Regions from separate parts of the Homo sapiens genome. Here regions 1, 2 and 4 are each linked to region 3. A link is a contact called in ENCODE Hi-C data. All regions are on one chromosome and are shown on one strand. The core of a region is the stretch at or near the end of the contact, and the rest is flanking DNA. Distances in the headings are between cores, read along the strand shown.

Region 1 (2,700 bases), core at 53-2,552, 2.4 Mb after region 3:
CTCTACTATTACTAGCTTCAATTAACTTATTTTGCCTTAATATTTTTACTATTAAAAAATATTATAGCCCCCAAAGAAAATATAACAATGCAATGGTCATTCTAACACTGGAGTAAATTCAAAGGAAAAACAAGATAAATATTTTACATTGTGTCAATTTTAGAATAAACTTCCATCCTAAAAATGATGAGTTTAGGGTAACCGGCTCCATGAACAAATACATCAAGGGGGTAGAAGGTAGGGCATGAGTTCAGAATATAAGATACAAATTTCAAAATTATATTAGTACTTTCAGGGTTTGACAGTCATTTTTTTTTTGAGATTAACCCAGGTGGTGGTTACTATTTTCGTTTAAGAACTTCCACTTTCATACTTTTTGTACAAGTGTTTAGTTCATGAAACTACAGAAAAAAAACAAAAATTTGAATTGTTGGGATATTTATATTTAAGAAAATCATCTAAAAGCGATCGGTCTTAAAATATGTCTTCAATCCATACTGACACTGCACCTCCGCAGTCACTGACCGGATCGCTTAAAAGACACTCGCATCCTGGTAACTGGGGCGGAACAAAGTATTGTGCATCATAGTTTAAGGTTCTAGGCGTAGAACCTGTGTAAACATGCTGAACTAGAGCGCTGGAGTGATCATAGCAACTTGAGGTATGCTCTAAGTTGGCAAATGTCAACACTGTCTGACCTAGTAATTACTTCGGAAACAGACCCTTAAACCTTTGCTAGCCTAGCCCTGGAAGCTTGAATTGCAGGGAGCTCCCCAGATGAAGTCCAACTGTCAAAACAGCCGCAGCCTCAGACAAGGCTAAACACCTTAGATGTTTAGGCCACAAACAAGACTTGAACACCGGCTTTACAAAAGAACAAAGAGACTGGGAGGGAAACCGGGCCAGGAACGTGGAGTTGGCTCTATGCAGGTGCCAAGTGGGGCCAAAACAATGCTCAGAGTCTGCTCCGAGTCCTGGCAGAGCCACGTCCCCAACACTCCGTCCGGAGCGAAGGGCAAAGCCCGGAGACTTCCTCTTCCCGGGGCTTTCCCCTTCTCGCTCCGCCGGCTCCTCTTCTCCGAGCGCCCCTCCACCCCGGCGGATCCAGCTCCGAGCCGAGCCGAGCGGCTTACCTAACACGGCCTCGTCCGCCTGGGCGTCCAGCAGACTCTGGAATGCCGCCCGGAGGAGAAGCGTGAAGGCGTTGGAGTCGAAGGAGCGGGGATCCGCCAGCATCTGGAAGCCTTTCTGCACAGACTCCGAGAGCTCCATTGTGAGCGCGCCGTGACCTTCGACACGCACACCACGTGACACGCGCCGCGCGCTCAGCTGATGCGGCCGCGCGCGCACGCGGCTCGGGGCGGCTGGCGGCGGCGCGGGCTGCGGGGCCTCCCCGCCCGCCTCCGCGCCCGCGCGCGGGTCCCGCGCCCCCAGCCGCCGCCTACGGCCTCCCACCGTTTCCGTCCAGCTCTCGCTTGTCCAGCGCAGGCCGCGGGAGCTGCCGAGCCTTGGCGAGAAGGGCGGCCTCGGGCGTTTTGTGGACGCGCTCGGCGCTTTCTCCTTGGTTCGGCGCTTACCTCGGACGGCCACCAGCTCGGTTCCCTGAGAGACCCCGGGGAGACTGCGGACGGTGTCGGGATCCCGGCCCCCGCCTCCCGCAAACGGCGTCCTCCCCGCTCCTCGCTCTGCGCGAATCCTGCGGGAAGCTCCGATCTCAGGCAACTGGATTTTGCTTTTGTGGTTTTTTGTTTGTTTTGTTTGTTTTTTAGCTCACCAGCTTAACCTCGCAGCACTGCCCTTTTATGAGACTGTAAGACATCTAATTATGTGATTCTTGCTTATTTTTACTTTTTTTTTTTTGTCATTTCTGGAATACGGCAGTAGTGTCCTTCCTGCATGGGGGGTGTGTACACATGCACGCATACATAGAGTTCCTGTATGCACTGCACTCCAGCAATCGGATTAATAAATTATTCATGAACAGATTTGACAGGATTATTAACAATTTTATATGCCGCTGCAAATAAAGCCAACTGCCATACACATTTTGTGCTACTCACCACATCTATGGGTCCCGTTTTAGTTGCTCTATAGAATCTGCATAAATACGTTTTTATTAAACAGCTACCTTAGTAAAGTACAGTTAGGAATGGCAAGATCTTTATTAGAAGTGAGTTACTGTTTAGGATGCTCATACCTTTAAAGATTCAAATACTGTATAAAGTTTAACTTCCTCTCTATTTCTACGAAGTTGGTTTAGAGAACAAGAATGATTCTTTAAAAAACCCGTGAAGCAAAGTAGATTAGGTATTTTTAATCAAAAGCACTTGAAAAGTTAAAAAATGCAAGTTCTTGAAGGGTGGAGGGAAGGGATGCGGAACAACAAAGATGTTTTAGTCTTCAGGAGCGATTATTTGCAACATTAGACCCAAAGTGAAACATTATTTTCTTTTTCTAACTTAGATGTCTGTTTTAAAAATTTTTGATGGATACAGTTGACATTTACCTTGGCACCAATACATAAAGTGTACCTCATTTCACAACAGGATGCAAATGGAGTAAGCATCAGTAACAGATTGAGTAACTACTCAGCCCTCCTTTGAAAGCTTTAAAAGGCACGTGCAGTGGCTCCTCACTCGGTGAGAATATAGTAGCAGTGAAGGATTTAAAAGTCTCCCTAGAGTCTTTATGAAACAAGCA
Region 2 (2,700 bases), core at 102-2,601, 2.7 Mb after region 3:
ACTTAATCTAATGATCAAATTAGGAGAAAAGATGAATGTTACTATAATATGTAAAAGTAGTGCTTAAGATCATTAATTTCATCTTATTTCGATGTTTTGTTCATTGAATAAACAGTAACCTAATTTAGGGACTTGGTAAAGATGACGTTCACTTTAAGAAAACTGATATAACCAAAAATAAACTAGGCTGGGGGTGGTGGCTCATGCCTGTAATCCCAGCAGTTTGGGAGGCTGAGGTGGGTAGATCACATCATGTGAGGTCAGGAGTTTGAGACCAATCTGGCCTACACGGTGAAACCCCGTCTCTACTAAAAATACAAAAAATTAGCCAGGCATGGTGGCAGGAGTCTGTAATCCTAGCTACTCGGGAGGCTGAGCCAGGAGAATTGCTTGAACGTGGGAGGCAGAGGTTGCAGTGAGCCGAGATGGTGTCATTGCACTCCAGCCTGTGCAACAAGAGCAAAACTCCGTCTCTAAATAAATAAATAAATAAACTAAAAATCTGTGGTAGGGGGAATGGTGGTAGGGAGGTAGTCACAGGATTCAGTTCAACTAATTGAGTGCTCTCATGTGCTATGCATTGTGCTAAGCACACAATAATAAAGTCCACACAAGAGAATTGTGGTGGAGAAAATAACTTGAAAAGAGCTTGAACAGAAGCAATGCAAGACTAGAAGGTGAGACATTGTTATGGGAGAGGAGGTTTTTAGCCTGTCTTTTAAAACAGAAACATCTCAATTGAGGTCTGTTTTCAAAGGAACCCCAACTGGAGGTGGGCTAAGGTGGATAAACTACATTTCTCCTCCAACTATGATTGAGTCACCATTATTAACTGTTAATTCTACCAGGTCATTTTATGGTATTATGCCTGTAAATCTTAATTCATAATTAGAAGTATACTTTTTGTTTTGGTTTCAATTCCTTTTCTGCTCTACCTCTCTCTACTTACTAGATTTGCCCCTTTTAGAACCTGGTTCAACTTGTCCTGTCTTCTTTGCTGATGGACTAATTAAATGCATGGAAGCCATAATCAATTAATCAGGCTTCAAATATGCTTTTAGTGTTCGATAGCTAGGGGAGAGGAAGACAGTAGCTATTTCAGGGGAAGTCCACGTGGGGCGTTCCAGATGGACGCGAGATGGCTATAACCGTCCCTGTCTCTCAGCCCATGTGGGCGCAGGTACAGCTGCTCCGTGCGCGCCAGTGATTGAGAGGCATTTCACCCAGGCCCAGATCTGGGGCGCCAGGCGTCCAGGCTTCCGGCCACGCCCCCTTCCCGCGGTTGCTAGGAGACATGATGTCACCGGAAGCGAGGCCTGGGATAGGCTGAGGCGAAGGGAAGCCTCACCCACTGTGCAGCCCAGGCGCCGGGCGCTGCCTCTACAGCTGTGTGTAGGCCTGGGGGCGAGGGTCTTCGGAACGTAGCGCTGGCTGCGGCCCCGCCCGCCTACCCACCCGCCCGTCCGGCAGCCGGCTCCCGCCGCCTCCGCGCTCTGTCTGGGGCCAGCCACCTGGCGGGCCGCTCCGGTGCGCCTGCCCGCGCTTTTCACTGACAGGCGCTGTTCCCCACAGCCAGCGCCGCCCGCCACGTCCCAGCTCTCGGCCAACGGAGCTGCGCGGCGGGTGACCTTTCCGAGCCCAGCGCGATGACGGCTCCTTGCTCCCAGCCGGCGCAGCTTCCTGGACGCCGCCAGCTCGGGCTGGTGCCGTTCCCGCCGCCGCCGCCGCGGACGCCGCTGCTGTGGCTGCTGCTGCTGCTGCTGGCCGCCGTGGCGCCGGCGCGCGGCTGGGAGAGCGGAGACCTGGAGTTGTTTGACTTAGTGGAGGAGGTGCAGCTCAACTTCTACCAGTTCCTCGGGGTGCAGCAGGTAAGCAAGGAGGCGCGCGGGGCCGGGCGGAGAGGGGCCAGGGCAGGCGTCAGGCGACCCGGTTCCTCAGAGACAGCCGGACACGTAGGGCAGGGCTTGGTCACCCCGGGCTCTGGCTGCCCTCAGCTCGGGTCACCGGGGTCCTCAGCCTTGGAAGGACGTGTCCGTCTTCCCCAGATCTTTACTCCTGCTTCAACTTTTCTAGTCCCAGCCCCAGTGACAGGCTGGACGGCGCCACTAGCCTAGGGTGGCGATGCCTTCTCTCTGCTCCGGCGTTCTGGGGAAGAGCCTTCCCCCTCCAGCTGTGCTGGAGGAAGAACGAAGAGTGGTGTGGGTAGACTTTTTTTTTTTTTTAATTTAACACCTACCTTTTGCCTTCCTGTCCCCCTGAATGTGAGAAAGAGCAGCCGCTTCTCACCCTAAACTGTCATCTTCCACCGATACTTACCTCATCCTTATTCTTATTTCAGCTGCCTCCCCTCCTCTTCCCTTCTGGGAAAGTAGGAATGCACTGTGGCCAGTGTCTGTGTTGCAAAAGTTTTTCTTACTTTGTACTTCGTCATCTTTTTAGCCTGTTAGGTAGATGTTTGTTTCGCTTTCGCAGTTTAGAAATCTGGAGGAATTTGAAGCGTCTAACCAGGTTGGAGGTGTTAAGTTTTTTGAGCAGCAAAGGACTTGGGATGCGATTGGAAGAGAAGCCCCCGGTCAGTAATGTAGGAATGGGTTTTTTTTTCCCCTTTTCCTTTTGTTTCATTTCGTTTTCTTCTATAGCTTAAGACATTAACTTGTAAAATCCATTTGTTGCTTTTTAGTTCTACCATTGAGGGTGGTT
Region 3 (2,823 bases), core at 158-2,657:
GGAAGATGTAAAAACTAAGGCGCAGGTACTCCAGCTGCAGGGAGTGTTTTTTGTCCCCGCTCCCCTGTCCCCCATAAAGAAACAGGACCTCAGGTGGTGGGCGGGCGGGGAAGGAGAAGGGATGTTTCTAAGTCTACAGGGGAGAGTGTAGAAAGAAAGAAGGAAAAGGTAAGAGGACTCCACAGTTTCTAGGTTTTGTTCTTCTTTTTTTCCCTCTGGACAGCGGTGGCAGCTGATCAGACACAATAGCTGGCAGTCCCCGGCCGCAGTGAGGATAAAAATGACCCTCAACAGCACCAGCAGGAGCACCGAGAAGGGGAGGGGAGTGTGTATGGGAGGGGGCGAGGATGAGGGTGACAAGGTGACAAACGCTGCCTCTGACTGCGAGCAACTCCCCCTCCAGCCCCGCGAGGCTCGGAGCCGGGGAGCCACCTCCCCGGAGCGGGGCGGGGTGGGAAGGAGAGGCCGAGGGGGCGGTGGCCTTCACCCGGGGGCGGGGAAGAGGGCGGAGGGAAGCCTGATTTACCAGCCCCTGATTGGTTCGCGTTCTCTCGTCGCGTCTCCCGATTGGGTAATTTGCAGCGGGAGATGTTGTGAGGCACGGCGGGGCGGAGCGAGCTGCCGGGGTCTGTGACAAGGCCCGGGAATTGGGTGGGGAGGGTGGCGGTTGTGCCGCGGCTCCGGAGCCGCTGTGACCTGGAGTGTGGCGGACAGAGAAGCGCAGCCGCCTCTCCACAGTTCCGCTAGCCGCGCCAAATTCGCTCAGCCGCTCTGCAGAATTTATAAAAGGGAAAGAACTGAATGAGCAACGCTTGGCTAACTTCCCCCTTCCCACCACAGGAAGAGATTTTTGCTGTGAGGCGTGAGGGGACACTCCCTTATCTGGAAGTCCCACGTCTCGTCGCAGCTTCATTGCCTTCCCGCTGCAAAAAAGGGGTGGGGGCACAATTTGCCAAGCCCTGTCCCCCAATCTAGGACCTTTGATCCCTGGAGTCTGCAGATGTCGCTGTTATAGGCTTGTCCCCCTCTCCACCCCAGACGTCTACCACCAGGTCTCCTTTCCCGGGAGCAAGCCCATCCCTGGACGCTGCCGTTCAGCGCTTGGGAGACTGCAGGGGCGGGGAGCGTTGTGTGCCTGGTTTTGGGGTGCTGGGGGGCGAGGGCTTGTAGGTCCCGCGACCCACGGGGAGGGGGCAGGCGAGCACCCCGCTCCGGCCTCCGGCTAATCCCCCTTCTCCAGCGTCGGTTCCCCGGTCCCGTGTTATTCAAGACAGAAAATATTCAGCCCCAGAGCCTCCCCTGGGGAGGGGAGGGGAAGGAGGTGGAGTGGGAGGAGGTGGATCCAGGGAGGAAGAAGCGAGAAATCCGCCCCCGGGAAACAGCTCCGCGCGGCCACGGAGCGAGGCGCTTCTGTCACTTGGCGTTCGCGGGCGCCGGAGCTGGGCCCCGGCCCGGCCCGGCGAGGCGAGGGGAGAGTCCGGCGGCCGCCGCCCCGCCCCACGCCCTCCTGCGGCGGCCGAGAGCCCGGGGCCGGCCGGGGCAGGTCGCGGCGGTGCCTGGGAGCGGCCGGCCGGGGGCGGCGGCCTCGGAGCGCGGCGGCGGCGGCGGCGGCGGCGGCGGGCAGCGCGGGATCGTCCGGCTGCGGGGTCCGGCTCACGCCGGGCGGGCGGGCGGGGCGCGCTGTCCCGGAGCCGGCCAGCCCCGTGCGGATCCACTCGTCCCGCTTCCTCTGGTGCGTGTCTGGTTTCTTTTCCGTCTCAGCCGAGAGGGCGCTGCGCTCGCGGGCCGTGGAGTGCCCGGCTTGCCGCGGGCTCTCTCCCTTCCCGCCACAGGCCACCCGGCCGGGCGCTGGCTCGGGGCCGGAGGGAGCCCGCGGCGGGCGCCCGGCGGGGGCGGAGGGGCCGCGCCCGCGTGTGCGGAGCAAGGGCGGGCGGCGGGGCGGAGGGAAGGGCACAAAGGCCGGCGGTGGGCGCTGGGGTCCGGCCGGCCAGCCTTGGAGGAGGGGCGCCTGGGGCCGCTCATGAATATTAACCGAGCCTGCGGCCTAGCGCGTCCCGGCCGGGCCCGGCGCCCGGCCAGCGTCTCCGCTTCAGCTCGCCGCCGCGCTTCGGCCGCCGGGCCCGAGCGGGCGGGAAGGGTAAGGCCCCCGGTTTTGTCTCGCCCCGGGGCTCCTAGCACCTTTGAGAAAGTCCATATTGGGGCCGCTCTCCTCGGGAGCTCGAGGTCCCCGACCCGCCTCAGGAAGGGGCGGGGGAATCGTGGGGAGGTGGGTGGTGGTTTGCTTTTTCTCGTTTTTTCCCCCTAGGTGGCCACAGGGGAAGGGAAGCCGTGTCGAGTGGTAGTTGGGGGAAAAGCCGCGACTTCAGAGTTGCTCGGGTGTAGCTCCAGAATCATGCCCTGGAGCGGGAGCGGCGCCGGCGTCCCACCCGCGGCCGCGCACGCCTCCCCGGCCGTCCCCACCCAGCCCCGCCGCGGGCCAAGGAAAACAGCCGCCTCCTCGGGGACGCCGGCCGGGGCGGAGGGGCGGAGGGGCGGCGCCCGAGTCACCCGGAGACGCCGCCGAGCCCACGCCGGCCCCAGCCAGGCTGGCTTTGTGCTTGCGTTTTTGGGGGGCGGAGGGGAGCGAAGAGGGGGCTTGGAAAGTGTGATCCCATTTCAGCCTCGTGGGGGAGAAAACTTCACCGAAGTGTCCCTGTCTGGGTGATGCAGAAAACAACATGCACAGCCCTCTGCTCTACCCAGGAAAGACATGAATTAAAATGCACTTGAATGGGGAACATTTTTTCTTGAAGGCTGCATAACAGCCAGGTGTGTTTGACGCAA
Region 4 (2,700 bases), core at 108-2,607, 2.8 Mb before region 3:
TTGAACCCGGGAGGCGGAGGTTGCAGTGACCCGAGATCGCGCCACTGCACTCCAGCCTGGCAACAGAGCGAGACTCCGTCTCAAAAAATAAATAAATAAATAAGTAAATAATATCAGAATATATTACATAAGCTTTCAAATTCTGAAGAAGCTTTTAAAAAGTAAGACTTTATGAAGTGACTTTTACAAGTTATTTGAGGAGAGCTTTCATTCTAGTTTGTAGAATTAAGGCTATTTCAATTTATGAAATACAAAAAATTATTTGAAAGATACGTGTATCAGAAGGTATAGCTAAAATATGAAACTGATTACAGCCCCTGGAGTGCAAATGTGGTTTAAGGATCAGGACGGCCTTGAACATAACCTACTCATAATCAGATGGCAAGAATGACATCAGCTGGAGAACTCTCTTCCAAGACCTGGATGAAATCACAGCCCTCTAGCAACATCCACCTAGATCCATGTCTTACCTTATACTCAACTCCACTGTCAATATTATTTTCCCCAAGGAAAAAGTAAAAAATGAAAGCACAACACTAATCTTCTGTCTCCACAGGATGTGGCAAAATGAGAAATAACAATTACATTTTATTTTCAAAGGTGGCCCACGGCTGAAGCACTCGGACCTTACACTAAAGCGAAATTTTCCAGCAGTCACAAGATCCAGTTCTTTCACAGCCGACTAATAAAAAAGTAAAAGAATCGACATTAAGCTGCGCCCAAACAGGCCAGGAATGGGACCTAAGGCGTCACGAAACTTCCCGAGGACATTATGTATTTAGAGAAGGCCCCACAGAAACCCTCAAGTGGGAAAGCTATGTCTCCCGGGTCTCGGGGTGGCAGGCAGCCTGAACCCCGAGAGGTTCGAGGCAAGGCGCCCCCGGCCGGATTCGGGCCCAAACCAGCCCGCCACGCCCTGAGCTCCGCGCAGCAAACCTGCCGGCCGAGCGGCGGCCCTCGGAATGGTGTTTTCTCGGCGCTACAGGAGGGAGAGCGACCCAGAGAACTTGGGCCTGGCAAAGGCCGGGAACCAGGCAGGCGCGGGTGGGGAGAGGAAAGCAAACGTCGCGGGAGAGCGCGGCCCAGAGGCCGAGGAGGGCGCGAGCGGAGCCGGCCCGAGCCCGCCGCTGCAGTTTACAGTTCCCGTCGCGGCCCAGGAGACAGCAGCCACCGGGGCAGAAAGAGCCCAGCCACCCTCGTCACGACCCGCACCTCCGCCTCACCTGGACTTGCCCACCCCACTCTCGCCGATGATGAGGATCTTCAGGGTGGTTAGCACGTCCTCGTCCATCCTGACCCCGTTCCGCTCCGAGCCCAGCTGGCCGCCCGGGTGCGCCTCTCAGCCCTTCAGCAGAGTGAGCTGCTGCGCATGCGCGCCGCTCCACGTCTGCCACCTTCCTTTCACACCGGGTGTTCAGGCTGCCGAAGCCCTGGACTCCCCAGTTCCGCCTTGAGGTAGCTCCACGGCTGCGCGACCCAGAATCCCCGGCGTTTTTCCGGACTGCGTGTTCCTCCCCTGCGCAAGCGCAGGTGGGGAGCGCTGTGTGTGACTTTGTTGGCTTCTTCTTGAGGTCTAGCTCCGCCCCAGCCTCAACCTAACCCTCCTTTTGAGTCAGTGGGAGGACTCAGTCAGGAGAATATCAAGCTGTTTTATTTCGGCAGCTGCTCATAACAGCTGCACTGCGGTGGGAAAAGCACTGTGCTTGAAGCAGATTATCTTAAATTTAGGTCCAGCTCTACCTTATAACTGCCTTGTCATACTACCCAGCTTTCTTAGCCTTTCTCCATCTCTGAGAGACACAGTAACACTTCTTAGAACATCTGCTTCTTATTGTTATGAAGGTTAAGTGAGTTAATTTGTGAAGACATGTTGTTAACCAAAGTGCTCTATAAAAGGTGTGATCAGGTATTATCTTGCTGGCTTCCCCTCTGTTATAGTGGAGAGCACCCTCTGCACCCTAATTCATCTTGAAAGGGAGGCGTAGACTTCAGGTAGGTCAGGTGCATTACTTCTGGCGGTGCAACTTCAAGTCAACTCTCCTTCCTCATAAGAACTGCTACACCCATACTGCAGGAAGTGTATGTCTACACCTTGCCTCCTGCATTAAGTTGTAAATCTTAGTGAAGGTACCAAACCTCATTCATAATACTTAGCACAGTGCCTGGTACATGGCAGGCACTCAATAAACCTCAGTTCTCTTGTCTTATTTCCTTATACCTGCAGCTAATGTCATATACAATGGATATTTGATTAAAGACTACATATAAATAAAATTTCAAATGTTAAGAAATTAATTTGTTAAATAGCTGGAAAAGCCCTTTCAAAAGATATCCCAATGGCTTCTCCTCCTTCAGGTCTTCGCTCAAATGTTGCATTCTTAAAGAGGCCTTCCCTGTCCATTCTACTGAAATATGCAAATCCCTCCAGCATTCTCTAGACCTCTTTACATTGTTTTTCTGCATAGGATTTAACCACTCTCTGATACACTATATATTTTACTACTTTATTAGAAGTCTCATGAAGGCAAGGATATTTTGTTTTGTCTACTGGTATGTCTTCAGTATCTAGAGTACTTCATGGCACATAATATGTGCTAAATAAATGTATGCTGAATGAATTAATTGAATGAATGTTGTAGAGTCCATTCCTAACCTTAGAGAATAATGTCAATGAAACAACCTCCACTTCTCATCAGATAG

What was found. Hi-C counts contacts between places; a loop is a spot of excess contacts on that map. Pooled maps may share reads with other maps.
Region 1: a loop to region 3 is called in a pooled map, with 9 times the contacts of the local background. The contact joins the promoter of COMMD3-BMI1 here to the promoter of ARHGAP21 in region 3. A Hi-C loop is called at or near these places in 1 of 168 maps with a recorded cell type or tissue (gastrocnemius medialis), 1 of 37 single-sample maps with no recorded cell type and 12 of 50 pooled maps.
Region 2: a loop to region 3 is called in a map of B cell, with 8 times the contacts of the local background. The contact joins the promoter of DNAJC1 here to the promoter of ARHGAP21 in region 3. A Hi-C loop is called at or near these places in 1 of 168 maps with a recorded cell type or tissue (B cell), 1 of 37 single-sample maps with no recorded cell type and 7 of 50 pooled maps.
Region 4: a loop to region 3 is called in a map with no recorded cell type, with 30 times the contacts of the local background. The contact joins the promoter of RAB18 here to the promoter of ARHGAP21 in region 3. A Hi-C loop is called at or near these places in 3 of 37 single-sample maps with no recorded cell type and 10 of 50 pooled maps.

Annotation. Positions count from the first base shown.
Region 1 is chr10:22,314,990-22,317,689 of GRCh38, reverse strand. It overlaps COMMD3-BMI1 (COMMD3-BMI1 readthrough), which reads right to left and starts at 1,302. Exons shown (of 14, transcript NM_001204062.2): 1 at 1,134-1,302. The coding sequence starts at 1,272. It overlaps COMMD3 (COMM domain containing 3), which reads right to left and starts at 1,302. Exons shown (of 8, transcript NM_012071.4): 1 at 1,134-1,302. The coding sequence starts at 1,272. RefSeq lists an enhancer at 755-1,054 and a silencer at 1,325-1,444.
Region 2 is chr10:22,002,381-22,005,080 of GRCh38, reverse strand. DNAJC1 (DnaJ heat shock protein family (Hsp40) member C1) reads left to right here and starts at 1,351. Exons shown (of 12, transcript NM_022365.4): 1 at 1,351-1,868. The coding sequence starts at 1,647. RefSeq lists enhancers at 1,098-1,227, 1,258-1,307, 1,187-1,687 and a silencer at 1,348-1,717.
Region 3 is chr10:24,722,471-24,725,293 of GRCh38, reverse strand. It overlaps ARHGAP21 (Rho GTPase activating protein 21), which reads left to right and starts at 1,407. Exons shown (of 26, transcript NM_020824.4): 1 at 1,407-1,732. RefSeq lists silencers at 288-667, 1,418-1,607, 1,638-1,707, 1,798-1,877, 1,898-2,257 and 1 more and an enhancer at 964-1,874.
Region 4 is chr10:27,502,961-27,505,660 of GRCh38, reverse strand. It overlaps RAB18 (RAB18, member RAS oncogene family), which reads right to left and starts at 1,357. Exons shown (of 7, transcript NM_021252.5): 1 at 1,224-1,357. The coding sequence starts at 1,291. It overlaps LOC124902399 (a long non-coding RNA gene), which reads right to left and starts at 1,216. Exons shown (of 2, transcript XR_007062097.1): 1 at 937-1,216; 2 at 569-682. RefSeq lists enhancers at 1,222-1,281, 1,392-1,661.